2 separate regions of the Homo sapiens genome follow, and region 2 is linked to region 1. The links are chromatin loops, found by intact Hi-C in ENCODE. Cell type or tissue: heart left ventricle. All regions are shown on one strand.

The links. A loop is a pair of places that touch in the nucleus more often than their neighbours do. Peaks named below come from ENCODE experiments on the same cell type or tissue, not always from the same donor. Only the 100,000 strongest peaks of a DNase experiment are listed, where the experiment ranks them.
Region 2: a loop joins it to region 1, with 4 times the contacts of the local background. A loop is called at or near these places in 5 of 110 quality-filtered maps.

The regions. Positions count from the first base shown.
Region 1 is chr1:26,031,645-26,039,644 of GRCh38, forward strand. EXTL1 (exostosin like glycosyltransferase 1) reads left to right here. Exons shown (of 11, transcript NM_004455.3): 7 at 752-841; 8 at 1,585-1,671; 9 at 2,052-2,212; 10 at 3,192-3,360; 11 at 3,521-4,820. The coding sequence ends at 3,703. SLC30A2 (solute carrier family 30 member 2) reads right to left here. Exons shown (of 8, transcript NM_001004434.3): 8 at 5,608-7,661. The coding sequence ends at 7,516. Among named protein-coding and RNA genes, the nearest start is that of SLC30A2, 10 kb to the right of the region's middle. RefSeq lists enhancers at 2,741-3,471, 3,970-4,039, 4,050-4,139, 4,150-4,289, 4,570-4,669 and silencers at 3,530-3,829, 3,774-3,937. In heart left ventricle, CTCF peaks have their summits at 3,697 (motif pointing right) and 4,484 (motif pointing right); DNase peaks (open chromatin) are centred at 3,847, 4,517 and 4,977; H3K4me3 peaks cover 1,654 bases; H3K27ac peaks cover 4,176 bases.
Region 2 is chr1:26,280,659-26,288,658 of GRCh38, forward strand. It overlaps SH3BGRL3 (SH3 domain binding glutamate rich protein like 3), which reads left to right. Exons shown (of 3, transcript NM_031286.4): 2 at 107-274; 3 at 400-864. The coding sequence ends at 465. UBXN11 (UBX domain protein 11) reads right to left here. Exons shown (of 15, transcript NM_001389556.1): 9 at 5,165-5,379; 10 at 4,806-4,883; 11 at 3,704-3,824; 12 at 3,484-3,587; 13 at 2,206-2,279; 14 at 1,991-2,131; 15 at 1,624-1,911. The coding sequence ends at 1,641. Among named protein-coding and RNA genes, the nearest start is that of SH3BGRL3, 4.6 kb to the left of the region's middle. RefSeq lists enhancers at 1-723, 3,219-3,809, 3,935-4,024, 4,705-4,854. In heart left ventricle, CTCF peaks have their summits at 4,590 (motif pointing right) and 5,340; DNase peaks (open chromatin) are centred at 1,537, 4,293, 4,613 and 6,447; H3K4me3 peaks cover 1,526 bases; H3K27ac peaks cover 3,324 bases.

The DNA of each region.
Region 1 (8,000 bases):
CCCCAAAGATGACCACTATTTGAGGGGAGGCACGGGGAAGATTTCCAAGTGTTCTTGCTGCCTCCTGTAAGTCCCAAGATTCTGTTGCCTTTTCCCCATGGAAATTGATGAAGCCACGTGAAAAGCAGATGTCTCTTGGGGAGGCTGGAGAAGGAAACATTCATTCCTTTACTCAGCAGTCATTTTCTGAGCACTAGGCCCTGGGCTTAAGGCTGAGCAGATAAAAAGTAAGGAAGGATTCTGCCCAGAGAGTCAGACTGGGTTAGCATTTTCCAGCACACAGACTGTCAAATCTTACTTCTAGAGAAGCCAGATAGATTAATAAGAGTCCTTGTAGAGGAAGTGAAGCAGTTAGCTCAGCCAGGGTGCACACAGGAAGGCTCCAAACAGGCCATTGAGCTGGGCTGGGAGTCATAAAAGAGCCTGAGGAAGAGAATGAAGGCTTCGAGAAAAGATGAGGATGGAGCATGGAGTCAGGGCCCAGGCTAGGGACTACCACAGACAACTCTCTTGAGTTCTGAAGCCACAGGTCACTACCCTCATGTCACCAGAATCCCTGCCTTCTACAAGCCCAGAGGCAAGGACAGAGCAGCGGTGAAAGGACCATGGATCCAACTAACCCTTCTCCCATGTGCAGTTTACAAAGCTGACTTCTCAAACTTCTTCCACCTTGAGAAAGATCACTCCTGCCCCTCGCAACCCGCCTTCTGCCCCAGATCCCAGACTTCAAGAACAACCCCCTATCCTCTAGATCTTGGTTCTCTGGAGCAATGAGAGGCCACTCCCATCCAGGTGGCCGGAGACAGCTGTGCCCTTGACAGTCATTGATGGGCACAGGAAGGTAAGGGATGAGGAGAGCCATGAAAGGGGTGGGCCCATGCTGGGAGCTGGGGGAGGGCACCCATGGGGTGTTTTATGAATACTTGGGCCTGAGCCGCAGTTGGGCCTGAAGAATGACACAGTAGGTTTCAGCCACAGGGCTAATAGTAATGATTCTTTTCCCTCCCTGGTCCCTGTGAGCTGTGCTTCCAGAGCACTGGGGCTTACATGATGGGGAAAGACAGAGGAGAGCGCTGACATCTCAGAAGAGGAACAGAGGAGAAACCCAGGTTCTTGAGAAAATACGGACCAAGGGCAGCACACGGGGCCAGGAAGGGGAGGCTTCTGGGAACCGTGGTTGGTGTGAACCACCTGCCTGCCGCATGGTTGTGGGCAAGTCCCTTCGTCTCTCTAGATCTGTTTCTTTCAAATGAGGGAAGTTTGACAACTCCTCCCAGAGTTGATGTGACAATATGACAATGGAGGAATTCCAAGATGTCAAAAGTGGAAGGGCCCCTAGAGACCAACTGCCCCATTTGACCAAAGGGGAAACTGAGATCCAAAGAGGTCAAATGAGTTGCCCAGGTCCCAAAACGAGCTCTGCACAGGCTTGCCATATTTGAGGCCCAGGCGTCTACACTGTGCCTGAAGGGAGGCTTTATTCATGGCTCAGGCGTCTACACTGTGCCTGAATGGCTCCTACTTATTGGATGGGGGTGGGGGGAATGTTCCAATGGCTGAGTTCCCCTCCCCCACTCCCTGCAGGTTAGTGATCGCTTCTACCCATATAGCACCATCAGAACAGATGCCATCCTCAGCCTCGATGCCCGCAGCAGTCTTTCCACAAGTGAGGTGAGGGCTGGGCCCAAGAGAAGCCCAGTGTGGGTAGACACAGAGCCAGAGGGCCCTGGCAGCCCCTCAGGTTCCCAGGGTTGAGGGGACCCCAGGTCATGAGGTCCAGCCTCTTGCATTTGAAACCACCCCAGCAAGCCAGGCAGCCTCCTCTTTAGGAGTCTCGTTGAGGCTTTCCATGGACTCTTTTGAGAAATTGTTTTTGTGGCCCCTGGAAGCTTTCATGCCACACTTCCAGCCAATTCCAAGTCTTGGCTCCCGCGCCCTCTCCCCTGAGTCCTGCCCGGGCCCCTCAGCCAGGCTGCCCCTGCCTCCATTTCCCTGGATGTTCTAGGCATTTAGGAGGTCCTTCCTCACAGCTCACTTGAGTCCCTCCCCAGGTGGACTTTGCCTTTCTGGTGTGGCAGAGCTTCCCAGAGCGGATGGTGGGCTTCCTGACGTCGAGCCATTTCTGGGACGAGGCCCATGGTGGCTGGGGCTACACTGCTGAGAGGACCAACGAATTCTCCATGGTTCTCACCACAGCCGCCTTCTACCATAGGTACAGACCCCTACCCTGCACAGGGATCAGAGTATCAGAGGACCAGAGACCCCACCCCCACCCCGAACGGAGCAGAGTGGCCTAGACCCCAGGGATCCAGGTTCAAGGCCGAGATCTGCCACTTCCCAGCTGTGGGATCCTGGGCAAATCTCCTCACTTCTCTAGAGTTTGTTTTCTCATCTGTAAAATGGGATGGATTCACCTCCCAGGGCTGGTGTGAACATTAAATGAAGTCCCTGGCACAGAGGTTCCACAAATGGTAGCTATTGTTATTTGAAGTAGAGCCATGCAGTGAGTAAGGGCAGTGTGTGGGTTTGCTGGTGGTGGGGTGACAAGAAAATAGTCCTGATGCTTTATGAATGTGGATGTTATGAGTTGGGGAACATCCCAGACCTTCCAGAAGCTGCCTGAAGTGCTCCGGTCTTAGGGCAGAGACTGAATTCTGTAAGACCTCTTTAGAGGGGTTCCTTAAACATGTTTAAATCAAATATGCATAACGTGGAACCTCTTATAGATTACTCAGGAGCTCTGCAGGGAATTCTCAGTAGAGTGAAGAATTACCTAATGTCTGCGAGATGAGGCTGGCCTGTCTGAGGGCCGTGTGAAGTGAGCTCACCCGGAGCGGTATCAGCCTGGTTCATCCACAACTGTTCTTTGGGCTTCCATGTTTGATGGCTTTGAAACCAGCTGATCCAAACCCATCTAATTCTGGCTCTGAGTTCAGCGCTCAGAGCCCAAGGATGGGGGGCCCAAGGAGCTGTGAGGGAGAGGGCAGGGAACACACCACTAACTGCAGATAAGCCACGGGGCACAGCACAATGGAGAGCTGTTCACGCCAGGGATGGGAGCTCTCTGAGGCAGCCAGGGCTCAGAGGCTTGGGGATGGGGGTCAAAGGGAGAGGTGAGGTCAGGAGGGAGGAGAATGGGGCCTGGGGATGGATTTGGCTGCAGCCTCTCCCTGTCTTTTCCTCTTGCCCAGGTATTACCACACTCTCTTCACCCACTCCCTGCCCAAGGCTCTGAGGACCCTGGCAGATGAGGCACCCACCTGTGTGGACGTCCTGATGAATTTCATAGTAGCAGCAGTCACCAAGCTGCCCCCTATCAAGGTGCCCTATGGCAAGCAGCGCCAGGAGGCTGCTCCACTGGTGAGGGCTGAGGGGGATTGGTCGGAACTGGCAGGGATTGGGCGGGGATGCCGGAGAGGATTCCCTCTCACTGTCTAATTCCAGTCTTTCTTGCTGCACGGGCGTGGGGAGTTCGGAAGGGCAGAGAAGCCCGTTAATGCATTGCTTCTTTCCCTCTTAGGCGCCTGGGGGCCCGGGGCCCAGGCCAAAGCCGCCTGCCCCAGCCCCCGACTGCATCAACCAGATAGCGGCAGCGTTCGGCCACATGCCCTTGCTGTCCTCTCGTCTGCGTCTGGACCCGGTGCTGTTTAAGGACCCGGTGTCCGTGCAGCGCAAGAAGTACCGCAGCCTGGAGAAGCCCTAGGGGGGCGACCCGCGGAGACCCCAGCAGAGGTCGCAGCCCAGCTCCCAGGGGGCCCGGCGCCTGCCGGCGGGCTCCGCTCTTGGGACACCGGAGAACCTATCATGTCAGCCAGCGGGCCCACACGTCGGACCCCGGTTGGCCAATCACAACAGGGGGGCGTGGCCTTACCTTCTCCTGCTCGCCCTCAGCCGCGGAGCCTCTGCGGAGGCTGAGCCCCGCGACCGGAGCGCCGCTCTCCGCTTCTCCACCCAGCTAACTTCTGCTCGTCTTTCAGAGCATTGTCTCCTCCAGGGACTTGCCTGGCCCTCCTCCCCCTCCGCCCCCAATGGGTTCGGTCTCCTTTGCGCTTTCGCAGTCCAGTGTTTGCCGCGGTTCCCGCACGGTCAGGCCCCAGGACTGGCTTGCGAGCCCCGGGGGGCGGGTCGTGTCGTGTCCTTTTCTCTCTGGCTAGGCAGGTGTGCCGCAAATATTTGACGAATAGATGGATGGCAGACATTAACTGCGTGCCTGGCCCTATGAGGGCGGCGGCGGGACAGGGTGAGCGGAGAGACAGAACTGTCCCCGCCCCACCCCGCCACCCATTCCTAGGGTTCCTAGTCCCGGGAAGGCAACTACCCAAAGACGCCTGGGTTGTCAGGCTCAATCCTTGAGCCTCAACCAAGGAGCAGAGGGGTGCGGGTAAACGAGGAGTGGGGCGAGGAAAGCGGGATGGGAACAAGTGGCCTGTCCCCGCACGGCCCGCGGCTCAGCCTCGGCCGTCTGCCCTGCACTACCAAGGCCGACCACTAGAGGTCAGCGTCGCGCCGCACTCTTCACCCGCATGTCCAGAGGGCGGCCGGGATGTGGAGGGTGAGCGCTGTGGGCAGCTCGGGGGCTGAAAGCTGGGAAGAGAAATCTGAAGAACAGCCCCATCTCTTTCGCCTGCACACTTGGAACTCAGCAAGAAGGGACTGTTTCTAGGTGGGCTGGGCGCGAGCAGGGACTGTCCCGAGCGGTATAGGTGAGAATGGAGTTGGGGGGGGACACTAGGTCCTCCGGGGTTCACCCACCTGGAGCTGGAATTATCACTTCCGAAATAAAGCGCGTGTCCTTGCCCCCTCACGCTCCAGGCTATAAATACCCTTACAGCAGCTGCTCGAGGGAGGGGCTCAGGGCTCAGGGCTCGCCTGGGAGCGCGTGCGACTCCAGAGGGTGAGGGTGGTGGGTCCAGCCCAGGTCCAGGGTGTCAGGTGTTTTCCTGCTTTGATGGCCTGGCAGCTCTGGAAACTCCCGTGACTGTCTCACTGGCAGGAACATACTGTCCCCTTAGGCCTCTCCAAGGCCTTCCACCCCCACCCCCCAGCTTGACCTCGGCGGGCCCCTGGATGACTCAGGTCCTCCCTAGAGCCAGTCACAGCTGAGTGGCAGAGTGGGTTACCCTTGGGAGGCGTGGTGCTGTGAGATGCTTGAGGTACAGGGCGGACTGGAAATTAAAGAGGTGGGGGAGAGGCAGTCCGGCCCGGAGTCAAGAACTGAGGGTGGGTGGGAAAGCATACAGCTGGGGCCCAGGCAGCCTTCCCAGGGTGGGGAGGGCGCTGGATGCCAGGCCCAGCCAGGTGAAAGAGGCACCTTTCCAATCACAGCTGTGACACCCAGGACACTGAACTGCCTTGGCATGTCCTCACCCATGGGCCGGGCACTGCTGGTCCCAGGGGTTTGTATTGTACCAACAGGCAGCGCAGACCGACAGGCCCCCAGACCCTGCTGTAGAGGAAGGTCTACCGAAATGAGGCAGAAATCCCAGACCTGCCTGCACTGGCTGTCTGACTTCAGGAAAACGATTCAACCTCTGAGCCTGTTTTTTCATCTGTAAGAATGCAGGACAGCAGTGATGGTCTCCTTTTTTTTTTTTTTTTTTTTTTTTTAAGCTGGAGTCTCGCTCTGTCACCCAGGCTGGAGTGCAGTGGTGTGATCTCAGCTCACTGCAACCTCTGCCTCCCCGGTTCAAGCGATTCTCCTGCCTCAGCCTCCCGAGTAGCTGGGATTACAGGCACAAGCCACCACGCCTGGCTAGTTTTTGTATTTTTAGTAGAAATGAGGTTTCGCCATATTGGCCAGGCTGGTCTCGAACTCCTGGCCTCAAGTCATCTGCCTGCCTCAGCCTCCCAAGGTGCTGGGATTGCAGGCATGAGCCACCGTGCCCAGCCAATGACTGTCTCTTGAGAGGGGTGTAAGGACTTGGCATACGGCAAAGCCCAGGATCAAGTTCCTGGGGCCTGCCATGGCTTGGGTGGGGGTGGGGAGTTGGGTAGGGGAGGTTGAGTCCCCTGAGATTGTGGTGGAATGGAGCACCCACCAGCAACCCCCCACCCCTCTCCAGGCCAGTGCTTTCCACAGACTTTTCACAGACCTGGAGGGGCTGAAGGACCCACCTACCTAGAACACAGGCGATCAGGATGACAGTGCTGGGAAGGCACAAAGAGGTCATTTCACAGATGGAAAGACAGAGATTTAAAGTGGGAGGCAAGTGACCAAACCCACCTCCTCCCACCTTGGGCCAGAACAGTCAAGACAAACTCAGCACTGCCCCTGGGGAGGCTGGGAAGCCCACCTGACTCCTCAGTGAGGCAGCCTCGGGCCACAGAGTTCCCTGTCCCCAGGATGGTAAAAGTAACCAATCTTCAACAACCACAGGTACTTGGCCAACTGGCTCTTGTTCTCAACCCTGTGAGGGAGGCATCAACCCTGTCGGTGTACAGATGAGACTGTGGGGCAGAGGCCAGCTCGCCCAAGGCACTTGCTTACAATGGCAGAGACAGACCTTGTGACACAGGACTCCCTGATAACTGGGCATGTTGTCTCGATGAGTCGGGGACAGGTTTCCCCTCTTGCATCTTGTAAACAAAAGCCACCCCTAAGTCAGGAATCTTCACACACAAGCCCCAGGAAGCTGCGGTTTCCCTCCTAGCTGGCCTCTGGACCGAGTGCAGCCCCACTTGTCTCCCTTTCCCTCCACCATGTCAGGCTCCGACTGGGTCAGGCCAGGTAGGCAACAGAGTTGGCCCAGCCATATCTTTCTGGAGACTCTGAATCCCCTGGGACACTCTCAGGGCAACAGAAGTGCCAGGGGGCTTGGAGGCTGTTAGTGCAGAACCCAAGCTGAAATCTCTCTACCCCCTGCCCACCACCTGTGCCAAAGTTGTTTTTTGTGTTGGCACAGCTGAGGAAATAAGGAAAGAGGAAACCTGTCTCTTACCTAGTAAGAAGCCTCTCCCCTCCAGGAAAGGGAACATTTGGCTCATAGCTGAAGTGACTAAGGCACAGATAGGCCTCAGGTGCCTCCTGGCTCCCTGCCTCAGGGAGGCTCAAATGAGAGTGTGAGGGTCCTCACCCCCGTGCCTATTGCTATAGGCAGATGGAGGGGCTCAGATTCATAAAGGCAAAGGCCAGCCAGGCTGAGAATGGGGCATGAGGCAGGCAGTATGGGCGCGCTGGGGCCAGCCTCCCCTTGGACGTCCCGTGGCTCACCACCTTTGCCCCTGCGAGTGGTAGAACATTTGCTGAGGATTAGGCCCAAATACAGCCCTTCCAGAGCTGGCCCAGGAGCTGGAAGAGCAGGGTCACACTAGCTTTATACCCGCTGAGTCCCCACCCTGGCTGTAGTCAGATGGGAGGCTGGGAAGAGCTCCATTCCTGGAGTGGGGCAGAGGTCAGGAGGGGGACCTGGTTTACAACACAGCTGGGGTAGGCAAAGTCCTGGCTGGGCCTGGGGGACACTCAGTCCAGCCACCTGCAGGTCCTGTTCATGCCCCAGTTGGTGCCTGGCTGAGCAGTCAGTCTGAGGGGCCCTGGCATGCCTGACAGTCCTTCATGTCCTCCGAGTAGTCCTCGATCTGGATGGTCACGGTGTGGAAGTGGAACTTCCCTTGGAGGCGGCTGCTGGCTGTCTTCAGCACAGCCTGGGCGTCTGTATTCTGAGCTGGGGGCCGAGAGGACACAGCGGGGGAAGCCATTTACTCTGGCCCTTTGGAACCATCAGGAGCCCAAATCTCATACCCCATCCCCAGCAGAACAGGATGGGGGACCATGAACATGGAGAAGCCCCCAGATTCCATTCCTCTGCCAGGTAGCCTCCCAGCCCAGACCTGGCTCATGCCTGAAAGAGCTGGTAAAGCACTGGCCTTAAGGCCAGGAATCTGCCACCTACTGCCATATACTAGCTGTAAAAGCCTGGGCAAGTAACTTTACCACCCAACCCCAGCCTCAGTTTCTTCATGGATAAATGAGATTGTGCTGATCAGATGGAATAATGCGTATC
Region 2 (8,000 bases), 250 kb after region 1:
ATGGGGGGACAAAAGCTCCTGGTCACAGCCTCTCTCACCCTGCCCAGCATTTCCCCCATAAATCCTCCAGCCTATCCACTAACCCCTACCCACCCTCTGTCCCCAGATCAAGTCCCAGCAGAGCGAGGTGACCCGAATCCTGGATGGGAAGCGCATCCAATACCAGCTAGTGGACATCTCCCAGGACAACGCCCTGAGGGATGAGATGCGAGCCTTGGCAGGCAACCCCAAGGCCACCCCACCCCAGATTGTCAACGGGGACCAGTACTGTGGGGTATGGGCTGGGGGACGGGGGGGTGGGGGGAGTGTTGGAAGAGGACTCTAGCCAGGGTCATATCTGCCACAAAGCACTTGGGCCCCCTGCATTCAGGTGACCACCCCTCGCCTCCCCTTCTCCAGGACTATGAGCTCTTCGTGGAGGCTGTGGAACAAAACACGCTGCAGGAGTTCCTGAAGCTGGCTTGAGTCAAGCCTGTCCAGAGTTCCCCTGCTGGACTCCATCACCACACTCCCCCCAGCCTTCACCTGGCCATGAAGGACCTTTTGACCAACTCCCTGTCATTCCTAACCTAACCTTAGAGTCCCTCCCCCAATGCAGGCCACTTCTCCTCCCTCCTCTCTAAATGTAGTCCCCTCTCCTCCATCTAAAGGCAACATTCCTTACCCATTAGTCTCAGAAATTGTCTTAAGCAACAGCCCCAAATGCTGGCTGCCCCCAGCCAAGCATTGGGGCCGCCATCCTGCCTGGCACTGGCTGATGGGCACCTCTGTTGGTTCCATCAGCCAGAGCTCTGCCAAAGGCCCCGCAGTCCCTCTCCCAGGAGGACCCTAGAGGCAATTAAATGATGTCCTGTTCCATTGGCACTGTGTCTGGTTGGTTGTGGCCTGGGCCTCCTGGGTCCCTGCCCTGGGCAAGGTTGGTAGTTGTGACTGTGCTGAGACTGCTCTGTGGGAAGGGTGGCTGAGCTGTTCTCTTGTGACTGTCACCTCTGTGTTTGTTAGTGCATGTGTTTGGATATGTCTGACACACAAATACCTGTATGGACCAGTGGTTTCTGGAGATGTCTGGGTGGGCCACCCTCCAGTTCACATGCATGTGTCCATATCATGCTTGTGCCTTGGTGTGTAGTGCACATCTCCATGCCTGTCAGTGAGTGTGGCCATCCCATGCGCCTGTGTTGGAGCACAATGGCTAAGAATGAGTGTATCATGGGAGGTGGGTACCCAGCTGCAGTTCTGCTAATTTGGGGGCATGGGTCTAGTGGCAAAATGGCTTTGTGCGGTGTTGAAGTGTCCCCACGAGTTGGTGGGTCTGTGCCTGTGCACAGGTATCTGCTGGCTGCACACATACACAGTGAGGCTCTGCTGTCCCAGCTGAGAATGTAAACCCAGCTGGGGCCAGCTCCTTCCCCCCACTGCATCCCTCCCTTCACAGGATCCACTTAGCCCTTCTTGGGAGAAAGAGGAACCTAGAAGACAAAGACCCAGCAGCCAGGCCCGCCAGCCGGGGCTCGAGTTACCAAGGGGCGGGTCGGCACCGCCCCCTCCCTGGCCCAGCTGGTCCCAGGCCTTTCCTACGTGCCTGGCGAGATGGCCCACCCAAGAGCCTGGCGGAGCAGCGGGTTGAGGGGGCGGGTGCTTTATTGGGGGCTGGGACTGGGTCCAGGACAGGGACTGGGGCCGGGACCGGGACCGGGACTGGGGCCGGGACCGGGACCGGGACTGGGGCCGGGACCGGGACCGGGACAGGGACCAGGACTGAATTTCAGGCTGGACTTCGGGGCTCGGCGTGCCCGCAGCAGCAGTGCTGCTTTGGGCACAAGGCCTGCAGCCTGCAGCGTGAGTGTATCGTCCTGGTAGAGGGTGGGCGGGAATGTGCTGAAGATCTCAAAGGCAGAGGCATCCATGACCCTGGGGACCAGGCAGAGCAGATCAGGCTGGGCAGTGGGACCAGAGCCCCTCTGTGGCCCTGGCCCTGCCCTGCACCCACCTGGCCTGCGCTAGCAGAGCTCGCACGTCCCCAATGGTGTTGTCAGGCTGCATCATCAGTAGGAAGGCCTGTTCCCCATTCTCAGACTTGATGCGCAGCATGGAGAGCGGGGGTGCCGGCGTGTTGGGTGACTCCTGGCTCCTGCACAGCCCAGAGGCCATCAGCACGCGGTGACCCAACGCCCCCAGGCCCTCACCTCCTCATCCCGCCCTCACCTCTCTCGCTCAGCGGCCAAGGTGGGCGTCTCCACCACAATCTCCTGGATCCGGGCAGGCAATGGGCAGCAGTTCTGGAAGGTATCAGTGGAGGGTGGACAGAGCCCTAGGCCCCATTTGAGTCATCCCCACAAACCTTAGAGGGACACTTCCTTGACCAGGGACAGATGAGACCAGTGAGCAAAGCGGGAGGGGGTGTTCTGTATAAACCAAGGCCAGAGGAGAGGCAATGGAAGGGGAAGAAGGTTCTGGGAGGCAGCCCCATGGTTCCCCCCAGGTAACCCCCCGTTTCAGTCTAATGGAGACAGAACCCCACACAGACGATGATCAGGCTGGAAGCCCACCCCAGCCTGGGGTCAGGGAAGGCTTCCCTCGGAAAATGACAACTGAGCTGTGACTGAAGGATGAATGGGAGTCCTTAGAAATGGAATGGATGCAGGGATATTCCAGACAGCATCAACAAAGATCCTGGGTTCAGGGAAAGCTTCCTAGAGGTGGCGACACATTTGGGCAACTGCCAGCATTATGTGTGGCTGAAGCTGGGGCTCAATTGGACTGGAAGGAAAAGGTTGGTGTGAGGAGGGGCCTGGCAATATAGGACGGGCCTTGAGTGCCAGCATAAGGAACCTGGCTTTATCTCAAGAACCACTGGAACATTTCAACAGGGAAGGCAGCCTGGAGGATGGTCAGCAGGGGCAGGAGTGGCAGTGGGAGGCAGCTGTCTGGGAGAGACACTCTGAACCCTAGACTAGGGTGGTGGGTGGTGGGAATGTGGAGAAGGGATGCATCTGGGAGAAGTTCTGGGGGTGGACAGACCAGACAGGACTTAGCAATGTGTGGGTGAGGGAGGCAGAGGAGGCCTGAGAAACTAAGGTTTGGTGCCTTTCACAGGTGGACACCTAGGAGGAGAAGCAGAATAGGGAGCGAGGAGACAGAATGATGAGGGCCAAGGAGAGTCTGAGGCAACCACGAAGGGAGTACCCAGTACTGAGTTGGATATTTTGGCCTAGACCTTGATGGGGTGGCCTGGGCCTTGGGCTCACCCCTGGCCTGGACTCTGACTTTAGCCCTCTTACAGCTAACCCACCTGCTTTCCGGGGCCCAGCCCGTGCCCTCACCAGCCTCACAGTTTCCAGGAGACAGTGGAGCAACAGCTCTGAGGGACTCATCAGGTGCCTCAAGCTTGAGCCTTCTGACAAGACACTGTTCTGGCAGGCTGGACCAGGGCTGGTGCTAAAGTTCCCCCAGGAGGGCTGGGGGAGTTAGCATTGGCCTCACCTGCAAGGTGTCCCTGATGGGGCCCCGGATGTCAATCACCTCGCCTTGCCGGATCACAAACTTGGGGAGCCTGTTCAGAAATTTCTCAGCAGTCATCCTGGAGCCTACAGGCAGAGTTGGGAACCGGGGCCCAGGAAGGACTATGAGTGGTGGTGGAGCCCCCCTGGAGTTTGTTCTGCAGTCCCCCAGCCCCCTGGCTCAGCCTGGAGGCCAAACTCACCTGGGTGCTCCTCCACCCTGTCCAAGGCCTTGTGCATCAGCTGCCTGCCCACCACACGGCCCTCGCCTGGGAAGGGGTCCAGTCCATCCTCCAGGTAGACCTGATTGCGCAAGTCACTCACCTGGCAAGAAAGAAGGGCAACGACGGCAGCGGACCCAGCTCTTCAGCCCTTGGCCCCACTTTCATCCCTATTTGCCTAAACACAGGCCAAGGGTATGGTCTAATGCAACCCCCATTTTACATATGAGGAAACCCAGGCCTCAGGAGAGCCACGGTTCGTACTGCTGTCATCTCCCTCAGCCCTGCTGCTCCTGTAAGCACCCCATCCACGCCAGCTGAAGCTGCAGTACTGACACCCTCCTTGGAGACCCCCCTCTCAGGAGCCTACCGTGAAGGCAGAGTGTGAGGGGGTCAGGAGAGGACAAAGCCCCTGCTTTTTTCCAGTCTGCAGCACAAACCGCATCATCGTACATGTAACCTCACTTGCCTTATCAAGGCATAGCTCCGAGGTCCCCGCTGTGGCACGAATGCCTTAAACACCCCCGCGTCATGACTCATGCTGTTTCCTGAGCCCTGGTGACACATGCTCCCTCCCGGACACGCCCTCAGTGCGGCACTAACCCACCACCTTCTAGAACACGAAGCCTCATGGGCTCTGGTGGTGGCACCTACCCATGGGGCCAGCTCTACCTCATGTCTTTGAGTCCCAACATCTGTCCCCTCTGCTTTGCATTTGTGGCTCACAGCACTGCCTCCCACCCTACCCAGATAGCTTCAGGAGACTTGGGGGACAGCCGGGCCACTTCTGCAGGGACCCCAGGTTGTCAAGGTGTCCTGAAAGCTGGGGAGGACTAGAAGGCAGGGGCCCCGCAGCCGAGGCTGTCTCCAGGGTGCCAGCAGAGGGCGCTGCCTGCTGCTCTGTTTCGGGCCTCTCCGCTCCCTTCCCAGCCCGGCTTCAGACTTATCCTCCTGGAGGGCATCAGACTGGGGTCCCCCAGGGAGTGCAGCGGCTTCCCCTCAGAATGGGAGGTGTCTGGGGAGGCTGTGTATCCCCACTCCCTTCAAAATCCCCAAAGGTGTGGTTTGAGGAGCAGCTTATCACCTTAAAGGGGACCCCATTGGGGTACAGTCGCTGGAGCTCTGAGGGAAAGAAGCCATCCAATATGTCTCGGAGGCAGCGCTGCAAGGGAAGAGGAAAAGTGAGGGGGTGGCCTGGGCCTTGGGCCCACCCTGCCCTGCCACTGGTCTGGATGGCAGGCCCTAGATCCAGGGTCACCCAGTGCCGCACTCTGGAAACATTCAGAGTCCCAGGCCTTGGGAGAGGGGCCTCTGCAAGTCGTGTGTGGGCCTGGGTGCCCCGTGGAGGGCAGGCTGGGCCTGGGGTGAGCTGGCTTCATCATCCCCAACTAACAGTGGGCAGCAGGGGCACTAGAGCACCACCCCCCCCAACACCGCTCCTACCTGTGTGGAGGGATCGTAGAAGGGCTGGAAGGGCCCGTCGAACATCATGATGCCATTCCGGTAGAGCTTCAGCGGGATGGGCTCGAGGGTACGCAGCCGTGCCCCGCCGGGCACTGGTGTCACTTGGGTGTCACCCTCTACCACCAGCTCACTAAGATCCTGCAGGCTGGCCAGCAGCCTGTCAAAGTCCACCTCAGGGGGCGCCAATGAGTCCCCTGGCAAAGAGGACAGACACCTGTGAGCCGCCTTTTGGCTGTCATGTCCCTAGCAGCCCTAGCCTCTGTGGCTCCCTCCCAAGCTGGGCAGTGGTCTTAATGTCTCCTTAACTGACTGCCTGGGGAAAAGGACAACGCTAGATAATAACAGCAGCTGTCTTTTATTGAGCACTTATTTTGTGCTAGGGGTTTACTATCCATATTCCATTCCCACTTCTTATCAAGCCTATCTATAAAGGCTATAATCACCTCCATTTTTTCAGATGAGGAAACTGAGGGTTAGAGAAAGTTACATGGCTTGTGAGAAACACAGTAGTAAGCAGCAGAAGCAGGATCTGATCCCAGATCTGTGTCAGGCACTGGGTTGGCAGCTGAAAAGTACAGGGCAGAGCTCCCAGCTCTGGATCGAGGCCTTCTGGGTTCAAATCCCAGTTCCTCCCTTCTATCTGTGTGACCTTAGGTCATTTAATGCTTGTGCTGCAGCATTCTCTTCTAGAATGGATGACAGTAGTATCTGCCTCCTAGGATGGCTGTAAGGCTCCAAGAAGTAACCATGTTAAGAGCCAGCTTGGAACACGCACCCTGTCCATGTTTGCTACTGTGCCCAACTCCACCTTGCACACATGGTCCTTACGCCAACCCTGAGGCTTAAGGCAGGGGTAATTATTTTTATTTATTTGAGATGGAGTTTCACTCTTGTTGTCCAGGCTGGAGTGCAATGGTACAATCTTGGATCACCGCAACCTTGCCTCCTGGGTTCAAGCGATTCTCCTATCTCAGCCTCCTGAGTAGCTGGGATTACAGGCATGAGCCACCACACCCGGCTAATTTTTGTATTTTTAGTAGAGATGGGGTTTCATCATATTGGTCAGGCTGGTCTCGAACTCCTGACCTCAGGTGATCCGCCCGCCTTGGCATCCCAAAGTGCTGGGATTACAGGTGTGAGCCACCACGCCAGGCTGAGGCAGGGGTTATTTAGTTCCATTTTACACATGAGGAAACAGGCCCACAGAGATGAAAAATGACTCGTCCCAAGCCACTTGGTGAGAGGAGGAACTGGGAAGGGAGCCGGGGCTGACTCTCAAGTCTGTTTCCCCCACCCATCTGCACCATCAGGAGAGGGAGGTCAGAAGAGGGACAGATGGCTCTCAGGGAGGATGTAGGGACAGCTGCTGGCCAGAACAGATATGGGACAGACCTTAGGTTGTGCAACTATTTCTGGGTCACAGACCCCTTTGAGAAGCTGACAAAGCTCTGGCCTCCTCTTCTGAAACACGTGTGGCGCATACAGCTGTGTTCTGGCTTCAGGGGAGAATACGGAGCGGTGGGGACAGCCGTGACAGACAACAGAGCAGAAAGGTGGAGGGCAGGTAGATGCTGGCTGGGTACAGACCAGGGGCCTGTTCTGTCATCTTTGATGGGACCTGGCCCCCAAGTAAGTCATCTGTTTGGGTGTGCCCTACAACACACCAATAACTTTTGGGGCCTCAGAGAGGCTGTTTTTCAACAGGACAAGCAGGCTGCGGCAGGATGTGGGTCAGGGCTCTGGGGACCTAATTCCTTTCCTCTCAGTGGTGCAGTGGCTGTACCAGGGAGGTGCAGATGTGTTTCCTGTTGCTTTTGCAGCAGGTGAAATGGTAGGCCCCAGCTGGCCTTCTCCTCTCCCCTATATTTCCTACCATTGAAGGGGCTATACCTGCCCCCAGCCCCTCCGGGGGCTCCCCACATAGTCCCTGAGATTCCCAGGAAAAACTCGCCTAACAGAATGATACCAAGACACTTTTCTTTTAACAACTACCTTAAGGACAAATAGGCAAACCTAAAAACAATAGCAGAATAGATCATCTCATACAATGCCTGCCTCAACCCTTTTTTTTTTTTTTCCGAGAAAGGGTCTCCCTCTGTCACCCAAGCTGGAGTATAGCGGCACAGTCATGATACTGCAACCGTGACCTCCCGGGTTCAACTTATCCTCCCACCTCAGCCTCCCAAGTAGCTTGGACCACAGGCAGGCATCACCACACCCTGCTAATTAATTTAAAAAAAAATTGTAGAGATGGGGTCTCGCTGTGTTACCAGGGCTCTGTCTTCTTTATAGATGGGGAAAGTGAGGCCCAGAAAGGTCAGATGACATGGCCTGATCAGACCAGACAGAGCCAGGAAGAGCACCAAATACACCAACTCCTAATTCAATGCTCCTGCCGCCTCCCAGGGCCGGGGGTTTTTCAGGCTGATGAACATGGGTGGTTGACATGGGATGGGGTGAGACCAGGGAGGATGCCAAGAAACGACGAAGGGGAAGAGAGAAGCTTGCCAAGAAAATGGCCCTGGCTTAAAGAAGTAAAAGCAGGTGGCCCAGGCAGATGCTGGATATGATAGAGTGGAGATGAGACCAGGGGCCAGGAAGAAGGAACCACAGCTCTGGGCAAACCAGCACTGAGAGAATGAGGTGGGAAGAGCTACCACAGCAGGGCCTTGTGAAGCCAGTGAGCCCCCACCACCCCACCAGGGTTCAACTGAGGCCTGACCCGTGGATGGAGAGAGGTGCAGCTGGGGAGTCACACAGCAGGAGTAAGGTCAGAGGGCAAGTCCTAGGTCTGCCCTGAGCTAGCAGCAGAACT